3 separate regions of the Homo sapiens genome follow, and all the other regions are linked to region 2. A link is a contact called in ENCODE Hi-C or POLR2A ChIA-PET data. All regions are on one chromosome and are shown on one strand. The core of a region is the stretch at or near the end of the contact, and the rest is flanking DNA. Distances in the headings are between cores, read along the strand shown.

Evidence for each region. Hi-C counts contacts between places; a loop is a spot of excess contacts on that map. ChIA-PET counts read pairs that join two places held with the same protein, here RNA polymerase II (POLR2A). Pooled maps may share reads with other maps.
Region 1: a pooled map shows a loop between it and region 2 (2.4-fold over the local background). The contact joins two enhancer-like sites. A Hi-C loop is called at or near these places in 1 of 168 maps with a recorded cell type or tissue (K562), 2 of 37 single-sample maps with no recorded cell type and 5 of 50 pooled maps. POLR2A ChIA-PET finds 5 or more read pairs at or near these places in 1 of 52 experiments (GM12878).
Region 3: a loop to region 2 is called in a pooled map, with 2.4 times the contacts of the local background. The contact joins two enhancer-like sites. A Hi-C loop is called at or near these places in 1 of 168 maps with a recorded cell type or tissue (K562), 4 of 37 single-sample maps with no recorded cell type and 7 of 50 pooled maps. POLR2A ChIA-PET finds 5 or more read pairs at or near these places in 4 of 52 experiments (GM12878, OCI-LY7, WTC11 and 1 more).

The regions. Positions count from the first base shown.
Region 1 is chr6:15,286,488-15,289,230 of GRCh38, forward strand. All of the region lies in intron 1 of JARID2 (jumonji and AT-rich interaction domain containing 2), which reads left to right. Among named protein-coding and RNA genes, the nearest start is that of JARID2-AS1, 39 kb to the left of the region's middle. RefSeq lists enhancers at 1,259-1,308, 1,329-1,378. Within about 2 kb of position 1,349, at least 3 of the 41 ENCODE cell types and tissues checked have a DNase peak (open chromatin) inside an H3K27ac peak, as active enhancers do; they include GM12878, where a contact is called at or near this core.
Region 2 is chr6:15,388,461-15,391,630 of GRCh38, forward strand. The region is part of intron 2 of JARID2 (jumonji and AT-rich interaction domain containing 2); the gene reads left to right. Among named protein-coding and RNA genes, the nearest start is that of JARID2-AS1, 140 kb to the left of the region's middle. RefSeq lists an enhancer at 1,763-2,122. Within about 2 kb of position 1,921, at least 5 of the 41 ENCODE cell types and tissues checked have a DNase peak (open chromatin) inside an H3K27ac peak, as active enhancers do; they include GM12878, where a contact is called at or near this core.
Region 3 is chr6:15,304,229-15,307,302 of GRCh38, forward strand. The region is part of intron 1 of JARID2 (jumonji and AT-rich interaction domain containing 2); the gene reads left to right. Among named protein-coding and RNA genes, the nearest start is that of JARID2-AS1, 57 kb to the left of the region's middle. Within about 2 kb of position 1,368, at least 3 of the 41 ENCODE cell types and tissues checked have a DNase peak (open chromatin) inside an H3K27ac peak, as active enhancers do; they include GM12878, where a contact is called at or near this core.

The DNA of each region.
Region 1 (2,743 bases), core at 99-2,598, 100 kb before region 2:
GATCCACCCGCCTTGGCCTCCCAAAGTGCTGGGATTACAGGCATGAGGTACAGTGCCCGGCTCATTGCAGTGTTTCGATTGAAATTTTGCTGGCAGAGCGTGGTGGCTCACGCCTGTATTCCCAGCACTTTGGGAGGCCGAGACGGGCGGATCACGAGGTCAGGAGATCGAGAGCATCCTGGCTAACACGGTGAAACCCCGTCTCTAATAAAAATACAAAAAAAATTAGCTGGGTGTGGTGGCAGGCGCCTGTAGTCCCAGCTACTTGGGAGGCTGAGGCAGGAGAATGGCGTGAACCCGGGAGGCAGAGCTTGCAGTGAGCCGAGACCATGCCACTGCACTCCAGCCTGGGCGACAGAGCGAGACTCCATCTCAAAAAAAAAAAAAGCGCCTCTTAATAGAAGGTAATAGGAATAACAGCCATCCATATTACAACTGCTGCCTCTTTCCCATTGTCAGAAAAATAATAAATACAAAATTAGCTGGCTGTGGTGGCAGGCGCCTGTAATCCCAGCTACTCCGGAGGCTGAGGCAGGATAATCTTGAACCTGAGGCTTGAACCTGGGAGGCGGAGGTTGCGGTCAGCCCAGATGGCGTCATTGAACTCCAGCCTGGGCAACAAGAGTGAAACTCTCATCTCAAAAAAAAAGAAAACACAAACAAACAAACAAACAAAAAAACCCCTCTTGATCCTTTCTTTCCTTGTTCTCTAATCATAGGTTCTTTTTCCTAAAAGTGCTTTTGCAATCGGGTGAAATGTGTGACCCCTTCTTAAAATATTTCCAAATACTTTTTTAAGTAAAATACCCAGGATTACAGAGGGGACCCATGACATTGAAATATAGCCATCAAAATGATAAAGAACAAATTTGTGATATGGTAATATGTTTCTTTGTCCTTTGTTGAATAACAAGTCCTCATAGTGGGTCTAATTATTGTAATTTTAAAATAATGATGTTATTTCAAGATAATCTGCAACCACTGTAAATCAGTATAAGAGTATTTGCAATTTTTTGTGTTGATACCAAACTCACACAGAATTACATTTTTGGTGTGTGGCGTATATTCAAAATATAAGGGAATGTTACATTTCAGCAAGAGATTGGTGAAAGTGAATATGGGACTGTTTCCCTATTCAAGTTCACAGACTTCAGAACCTCTGAGAATCTCTTTTCCTTCTTCCTGCAGTTGCTGCCTTTGTCTGGAGCTATCCCACTGTTGTCAGGGGAGTCTTACCTTGGCCTTAGCTTCGGTGTCATTTCCTCGAGGAGACATGTCTAGGTTAGGAGCCCATGTTAAACATGCCCATAGCTGCACCCTCTACTCATTTCAGCACTTTGAATCATGGACATTTATGAAAAGCATTGTATAATACCCACTTCCCCATTTGTGAGCTCTGTGAGCTTTCGGGGTGTGGTGACTGTTTCTGCCCCATTTACCGTTGATCTGCCAGTACCTAGCACAGTGTCACAGGCAGCCTTTGAATACTTGTATCTTGGATGACACAAATAGCAGTTGAGGCAGATGGAACAAAGCTTGTGAGAAAAGCTCAGGAGGTGTGACAGTCCCAAAGAGTGACCACCACGGCAAAGGGGAAGGCACATTGGTGGTATGGTGGCATATTAGGCCATTCTTGGATTGCTCTAAGGAATACCTCAGATTGGGTAATTTATAAAGAAAAGAGGTTTAATTGGCTCTTAGTTTGCAGGCTGTACACAAAACATGGCTGCTTAGCTTCTGGGGAAGCCTCTGGGAGTTTTTGCTCATGGCAGAAGGTGGGAGGGGTGGGAGCAGGCACCTCACATGGTCAGGAGGTGGGGGTTGGAGAAAAGGGGAGATGCCACACAATTTTTAAACACCCAGATATCACAAGAACTCTCATTCACGATTGCTAGGACAGCACCAAGCCATGAGGGATCCACCCCTATGACCCAGACACTTCCTGCCAGGCCCTGTCCCCCAACACTGGACATTACATTTCAACATGAAATTTGAGTGGGGACAAATATCTGAACTATATCAAGCGAGTGCCCAACGTTATTACTTGTTTGTCTGAATCTTTGCAGTGGAATATAAGATCCACAAGGGTGGGATTTTATATGTTAGCTGTTTATAGTTTATATGAAGATAGTCTGATTGTTTCTCAGTGGCTCACACATAGTAAGTGGCCAGTATGTTTCACATGTATTATATCAGTGTGTACTTTATTCAGGCCTCAGCTTGATCCTTTGCAAAAATGAGGGAGTTCCCTCCTAAGACCCCTTTGAGCTTCTATTGAAGTCTTTTTCTTCTCTCTACAGTTAAAGGAGATCTTATTGTAGGGCATAACTAGGCCCTGTGGGGTTACAATGGTGAATCTTACTTGGATTTTGCCTCCTGGCGAGGTGAAGAAGGGTCTACCCTTAAAGCAGCTAGTAAGCTCTGGTACCCAAGCCGGAGATGAGTCAGCTTCTCTCGTTAGTGAGCAGTGGATAGTGGAGCTCAGACTGAGGGACTGGGGGCAAGGAGCAGGGGTGGTTGTCCAAGCCACGGAGGGAGGAGAAGTGTCACCACTGGGGACAGCACAGACAAATGAATGATCTTGATTGGGGTTGGTGAAACCCCGTTAACAGTTAATCCAACGAGGTGGCACTTGAGCTGGGGCTTGAAGAAGTGAATATGATTTCCTCCAGCAGAAGGGTAAGTCCAAGGGAAGCATCGAGGGACACAAGAATAATGAAGAGTCAGCACCATAAGGCAGGGC
Region 2 (3,170 bases), core at 671-3,170:
TGTAGAGTCCCAGATTTAGCTTCTTCATAATTTCTTTCCCAAGGATGATAAAAACAGTACAAGTCTATCGTTCAAGGAGGTGTGGGGATGAGGAGAGAAACATGAGCTATTTTATAATATATTATAAAATATATATATATAATTTTTCTACAACAAACTATAATATAAAATATATAAATATTTTATAATATTTTATATTCGCCAGTGACATCCCATTCTTGATTATAAACCGGCAAGGCCAAACCTGTACCCTGCCATTGACATCCAAGGAGAGCTGTCTCTTGTGTTTCATGGTAACTTATGCCCCGCATGCTTTCAGACCCCGTAGCTTCTCTCCCTGACCTGTTACTAGTGTTCTTGCTTCATTTATGCTTTGGAGCTAATGGCTGGTTCAGCTCTTTCTGTGTATACACAGAAAGGTTGTCTTCCTGTGTGATCTGCCCTGCCCTTGTCATCTGGGTAATCCTTAACTGAGTCCCTGTTTTCTTTCTGCAGTTAGGTGGGTGCCTGTTCATGCTTGGTACTGCCATCTTGGTGACGGGGAAGGCCACGTGTGGAGGCTCCCAGGCTAGCTTCTGGTGGTCTCTGAAGTGGTAGTCTGCTTTTAGCTTTCCATGGCTCTCAAAGTTATGCTGCCATGTGTTACATGAAGGCAGTCCAAGGTCTCCATTTTGCAATCATTTAACTGTCTTTTATATTTAATCAATTTATTTAACTGTTTGTTTTTATTTTTTCTGTTGCCCAGGCTGTAGTGCAGTGACACGATCTCAGCTCACTGCAGCTTGCGTGCACCGCCCCCAGCAACCCTCCCACCTCAGCCGCCTGAGTGGATGGGACTATAGGCACGTGTCACCGCCTGGATGATTTTTAAATGTTTTGGTAGAGATGGGGTGTCACTGTATTGCCCAGGCTGGAACACTGTTATTTTTGATAGTCTGCTTCCATCCCATGTGATTGGGGTTTTCACCAAGGGACCCATGCTTTTGAATGCTTATTTGAAAAATAGCATCTTGCCTCCTTTGAGAGTGAATTTAGAAGAATGCATCTAGAGTGATCTGTTCCCTAGGGGCTCCCCCAGCAGTGTACCCTCCATGAGATGACTTTGTTCCTAGTGTCATTTGAAAGGGCCTTCCAGTTTGCTCAGTTGGAAAGTGTTACAGAGTTTTAAAGGGTGAGCTGGAAGGCTCTCAGCTGGCACTTTCTGAATCCCTCTGAGGAAAATGTTGGCAAACTCTTCACTCTGCCTGAACTCTTTTTATAAATGGAGAAGCCAGGAGTTGGGAAACTACCACACAAAGTGAGGTCGAACCCTCTGTGGAAACGTGTCATTATCCTAGCTAAGACAGTGGACTATTTTATGGTAATATGATGGTATGGACCCCCTCCCACCCTTTGATGTTTTGATGTTTCAGAGAGCCCTTCAGTTCATCTTCCTGCTACCAAAAATAGAAGTGTGTAGTGCAGCAATTTACAGTGTATTTCTATTTTTAACTGGAGAGACTTTTTTCCTAGAGATGCACATGGCTTTTAGTTTCCTTCTTTGACAACTTAAATGAGGAGGGCGGTGCTTGAGTGCTTTATTCAACAGGTGTCCCACCTTCTAAGGAAAGTCCACTTTTTTCACCCCCTGCCTCCTGCCCTTCCCTGTTTCAGAGAACAAGTTTCCACAGTAAGGAGGAGGAACTTGCCTTTGATTTATTCTCATATTTGTTGTCATCTGTCCACTTGCATTTCAGTCTGATGAGAAACCCAATGTGAGTGCGCCATGGAGCTCGAGAGGTTTCCATGCTCCTGAGCTGTCTGACTGCAGAGCCTATAGCCACTTCTGCCTAGTCCCCAGAGAAGCCTAGATATGGAGAAGAACCCAACAGTGCTTGTTGGTGTGGGGTTCTCTATCCGTTCATCGCCGCACTGCCGCACACTCAGGTCAAGCAGGGACGTCCTTCTTAGCTCTGTCCACGTTGTGCAGCCCATGCTTGGTGCTTCTAGCCTTCTGGGGTCTCCCTTTATGGACGAATTCCAAGGGAATAGGTTAAGATTGCCATCAAGTGGCTGTTCTTGGTAGTGGATGTTGACATCCCTGCTGGCCGATTTCTTAGCCCCTCTGTGAGAAACTCTGTGCAAGGGATTGCCTGTCCTTTTGTGGGGGTAGGCAGTTGTTGACAGAGCTCAGGTCATCTCTGGGAACGCAAGCTGGGCCTTCTCATGTGTGCTCTGTAAAACTGAAGGAAGACTGGGTTGTCCTTGGATCCATGAATACAGACCATCAGAGATTTCCTGGAGAGAATGGCTGGGCATCTACCCTCCTGCCAGCTCAGGTCCAGTAGGCCGCAGTCCTCCAGCTCTGCTAGTGGAAATTGTTGAAGGATCACACTGTCATCCCTGTAAGTATGTCCCAGGGTCCCACCAAGGGTTCAGAAAACCGACAAACTTGATACCACCATCTGTTTGGTTTGTTGTTTTCCGTCTCAGAAAATGGGATACTAATTTTTTTTCCTCAGAGGTGGTATTCTTACGATGAATGCAGTTGATTTATTTCAGGTTCTTAGTGCCTGGAAGAATGTAAACATTTAAAAGGGCGATCATTATTGAGGTTGTAGATATACAGTACCCCGTGACTTCCTATTTGTGCTGTAGCTTTGTCATGAAGCAGGACACCTAAGGGACGGTTTTCAAGTTGGTTTGCCCCCTTCTAGGTTCTGAATGCCAATGTCTTGTAATCAGGCCTCACCCTAGGGCTTGGCGAGCTGAGACTGCTGCGGCCCTGACAAGCATGGAAGGAAGGATTGCCTCTCTAGTTTTCCCCAGCAAGGCATCCTCAGTGGTGTTGGTGAAAGCTGCCCTGTAGGCGTAGTCGGTGTTAGGTTTGTATAGGAGGGGTACCCCACAGACTATTGGGTTCTGAAGTCTCTGAGGAGCCCTAGCAGAGAGTTTCAGAGCCAGCATGTGGCATGTAATGGAGGCTAGATCTGTGCCAGCTGGGTCAGTGGGGAGGCCTGAGACAGACAGAGGGGAGAAAGTGACTGTGGGAGAGCATCCGATGGGAACAAGCTCTAAGTTAGGGTCAACAAAAGAAAATTCTTAAGGCCTATCTATTTTAGGCAGCTTTTTAGAAATGATAAAGGCTGTGTTATGCAACCATTCACTTTGCAATCTGTCAAATCATATTA
Region 3 (3,074 bases), core at 118-2,617, 85 kb before region 2:
AGTTGTCCCAGCCTCCTTTTGCTCCTTTTCCTCCCTCCTGGAGCTGGTGGTAGAGAATGGACATAATTTGCTGATCCCCCCCCCCCCCCCGCCCACCCACTGTAACTTGGTTAGTTAAACCTGCACTTTTTGGTAAAATCTGGAGAGGTGATAATTTATTCACTTTTTTTAGAGGACTCTAAAGCCAGAGGATTCTAAGCCTCCAGGCCACCTCTCCCAGTCCGTCCAAGTTGCAGACACCAGAGAGCAGCCAGCTCATGGTTACAGTCCTTCTCTGAAGCAGCCAGACAATCATCGGAAGGCCCTTCACAGACTCCCATATCTAGATGAGTGATGCTTTACTTTTGACCTTTGTAGCATGGCCTTTCCCCCTCTAACCCTTTAATCATCTCTTTAAAAAAATCAATCAACAAATATTTATTGAACGTTTCCTTGTAGGCTTTAAAATCCACCCATAGGCTGCTCTGTGACTCTTAAGGATTTCTGCCCTGCATCCAGAGAGAATGCAGTAGCTCTGGCCAATTTACTTAGTATCTGCTTTCTTAGATTATGAGCATTTTCTGTTTTTCCTGGGAGTCCATGGGTGTGTCCAGTGCTGGCAGGGGGCACCATCAGGTTGCAAGGTTGAGGTGGTGCATCTTATCTGCTTGGTGAGGTGCAGGGAGGGGTGGAGCAGCTGTTTCCAGCATGTGTTTCGCTCTCTTTATTGGCCCTTTCAGCTGACTGCTTTTTACAACCAGTTATGATGGAACATTTAAGACTTGTTTTGGGGTCACCACAACCAAGTTTTCTCTTCTCACTGATTGGCAGGAGGGGTGCCCACTGGGAGCCAGCACAAGTCTGGGATTTTTTGGTTGGACAGGGTTTCTTGCCTGCAGTTTCCAGCTGGTAAATGAGCCTGGGCTTGAGGAAGTTGTCAAAGGCCTTCCATCTTTTAAATCTTGGCCATGTAGCTGGTATTGTTGAAGAAAACGTGAAGAAGGATTTTAAGAAATGGCCATTGAAGATTGATGTTGGCCGGTCATCCTGCACACTGTCCCTCCTTTATGTAGCGTAATGCAGGATTTCTTATTCAGAGAGCAACTCCGCTGTGGGCCTACCCCAGGAGAAAAGGGTGCAGGGAGGGTGCTGGCTCTGGCTAATTCTGTCACTCCACTTTGGAGAGGGGAAAAGCCTCCTGAGCAGCTGAATGCCTTTGGTTGTTTCCAGTTTTCGCCACGCTAAATTTCATTCCCCATCCTCCTCCTCTTGCCCTACAACATAGCTTAGCTTAGAGTTAAAATTGGTTTCATTCTTTAGTGCTGTTTCTTTCTCTTCTTGTTTGCATTTGTGGATGAGTTTAGATTCAAACTAGAATGTGGTTCTGATGTGTGAGTAAAAGCACCTCATTTTCCCCTAACCACAGCCTCATCACTGGGTACTTGGCAGAAGCAGACACCATTGTTGACTGAAAATAAATGGAGTTCAAGGGGTCTTCAGGGTTCTTGGCCTTGATTCCTCCCCACCCCCATCTCTTTGGAGCACCCCTCCAATATCTAATTGTTAACATTCTGTGTGTGAGAGATGTATTATGTATTAACTGTTTAAATAAAGTCCTGTGAATTCCTTGGACAGTGTATTATGAATTTACAAGGGAGTTCACTATATCTTTAGGTATTTGTGTTATATGCATTATCTTACCCATTAATACATTATTCTGAACTTTTGTAAGGAAATAGTTTTCTACTATTCATCTGTGGTTTTGGTTACAGTTTTTAAAATGCAGAGACAAATTTCAGTTCCATTTCTGGTGGCCCACTTGTGGGACCAAATCTATCTTTCTAAACGTCAGATTTTTAGAAGCTCTACCAGCAATCCTCGAGGCTTACAGTTTTCCCGGGTTTCTGTTGGCAAGTAACTTCAGCTTTTCGTACTTTGAGATCACAAGTGGCAGACGCTCTTAAGTGCGTCACAGTTAGGTTGTTAAGATTTGAGGGGGACAATCTCCTTTGGTGTCGAGTTCATCATCCACAGCAGTAGGAACAACAAAAACTCAAGAATTCCTTCCCCCTGCAGTGAGCCAGCCAGCCTCTTTTCTCATTAACAACATAGTCATATTTCTTTTTTTTTTTTTTTTTTTTTTTGAGACGGAGTTTTGCTCTTGTTGCCCAGGGTGGAGTGCAATGGCACAATCTCAGCTCACTGCAACCTCTGCCTCCTGGGTTCAAGCGATTCTCCTGCCTCAGCCTCCCGAGTAGCTGGGATTACAAACGCCTGCCACACGCCCAGCTAATTTTTGTATTTTTAGTTAGTAGAGACAGGGTCTCACCATGTTGGCCAGGATGGTCTTGAACTCCTGACCTCAGGTGATCCGCCCGCCTCGGCCTCCCAAAGTACTGGGATTACAGGCGTGAGTCACCGTGCCTGGCCCAACACAGTCACATTTCATAAGGATCATACTGTTTATTTAGTCCACATTCTGGGGAAAGGGGAAAAATACCATCTTCCTTAAACTTAATTTTTAGGTACTTAAAAATTTTTTTTGACTTTTGTTAAAACCTAGGAGTAAAACACAAGGGGCAAGTGGAGTGAAGGAAAATGGAAGGTGGGGAAATAGGCAGCTTATTTTTTTTCCTGACCTTACCCATTGTACTTTGAAGTTAATATATATATTTTATATTAATTACATTATTATATATAATCAATTATATTAATGTATATTATATATATATTTTTAACATTAAAAAATTTAGACTGGGCGTGGTGGCTCATGCCTGTAATCCCAGCACTTTGGGAGGCCGAGGTAGGCGGATCACAAGGTTAGGAGTTTGAAACCAACCTGGCCAACACAGTGAAACCTGTCTCTACTAAAGGTACACAAAAAATGAGCTGGGCGTGGTGGCAGGCGCCTGTAGTCCCAGCTACTCAGGAGGCTGAGGCGGGAGAATCGCCTGAACCCCGGAGGTGGAGGTTGCAGTGAGCCGAGACAGTTCCACTGCACTCCAGTCTGGGCTACAGAGTGAGACTGTGTCTCAAAGAAGAAGAAAACATTTTTTCCTGTTGCCCAGACTGGAGTGCAGTGGCGCTCACTGCAG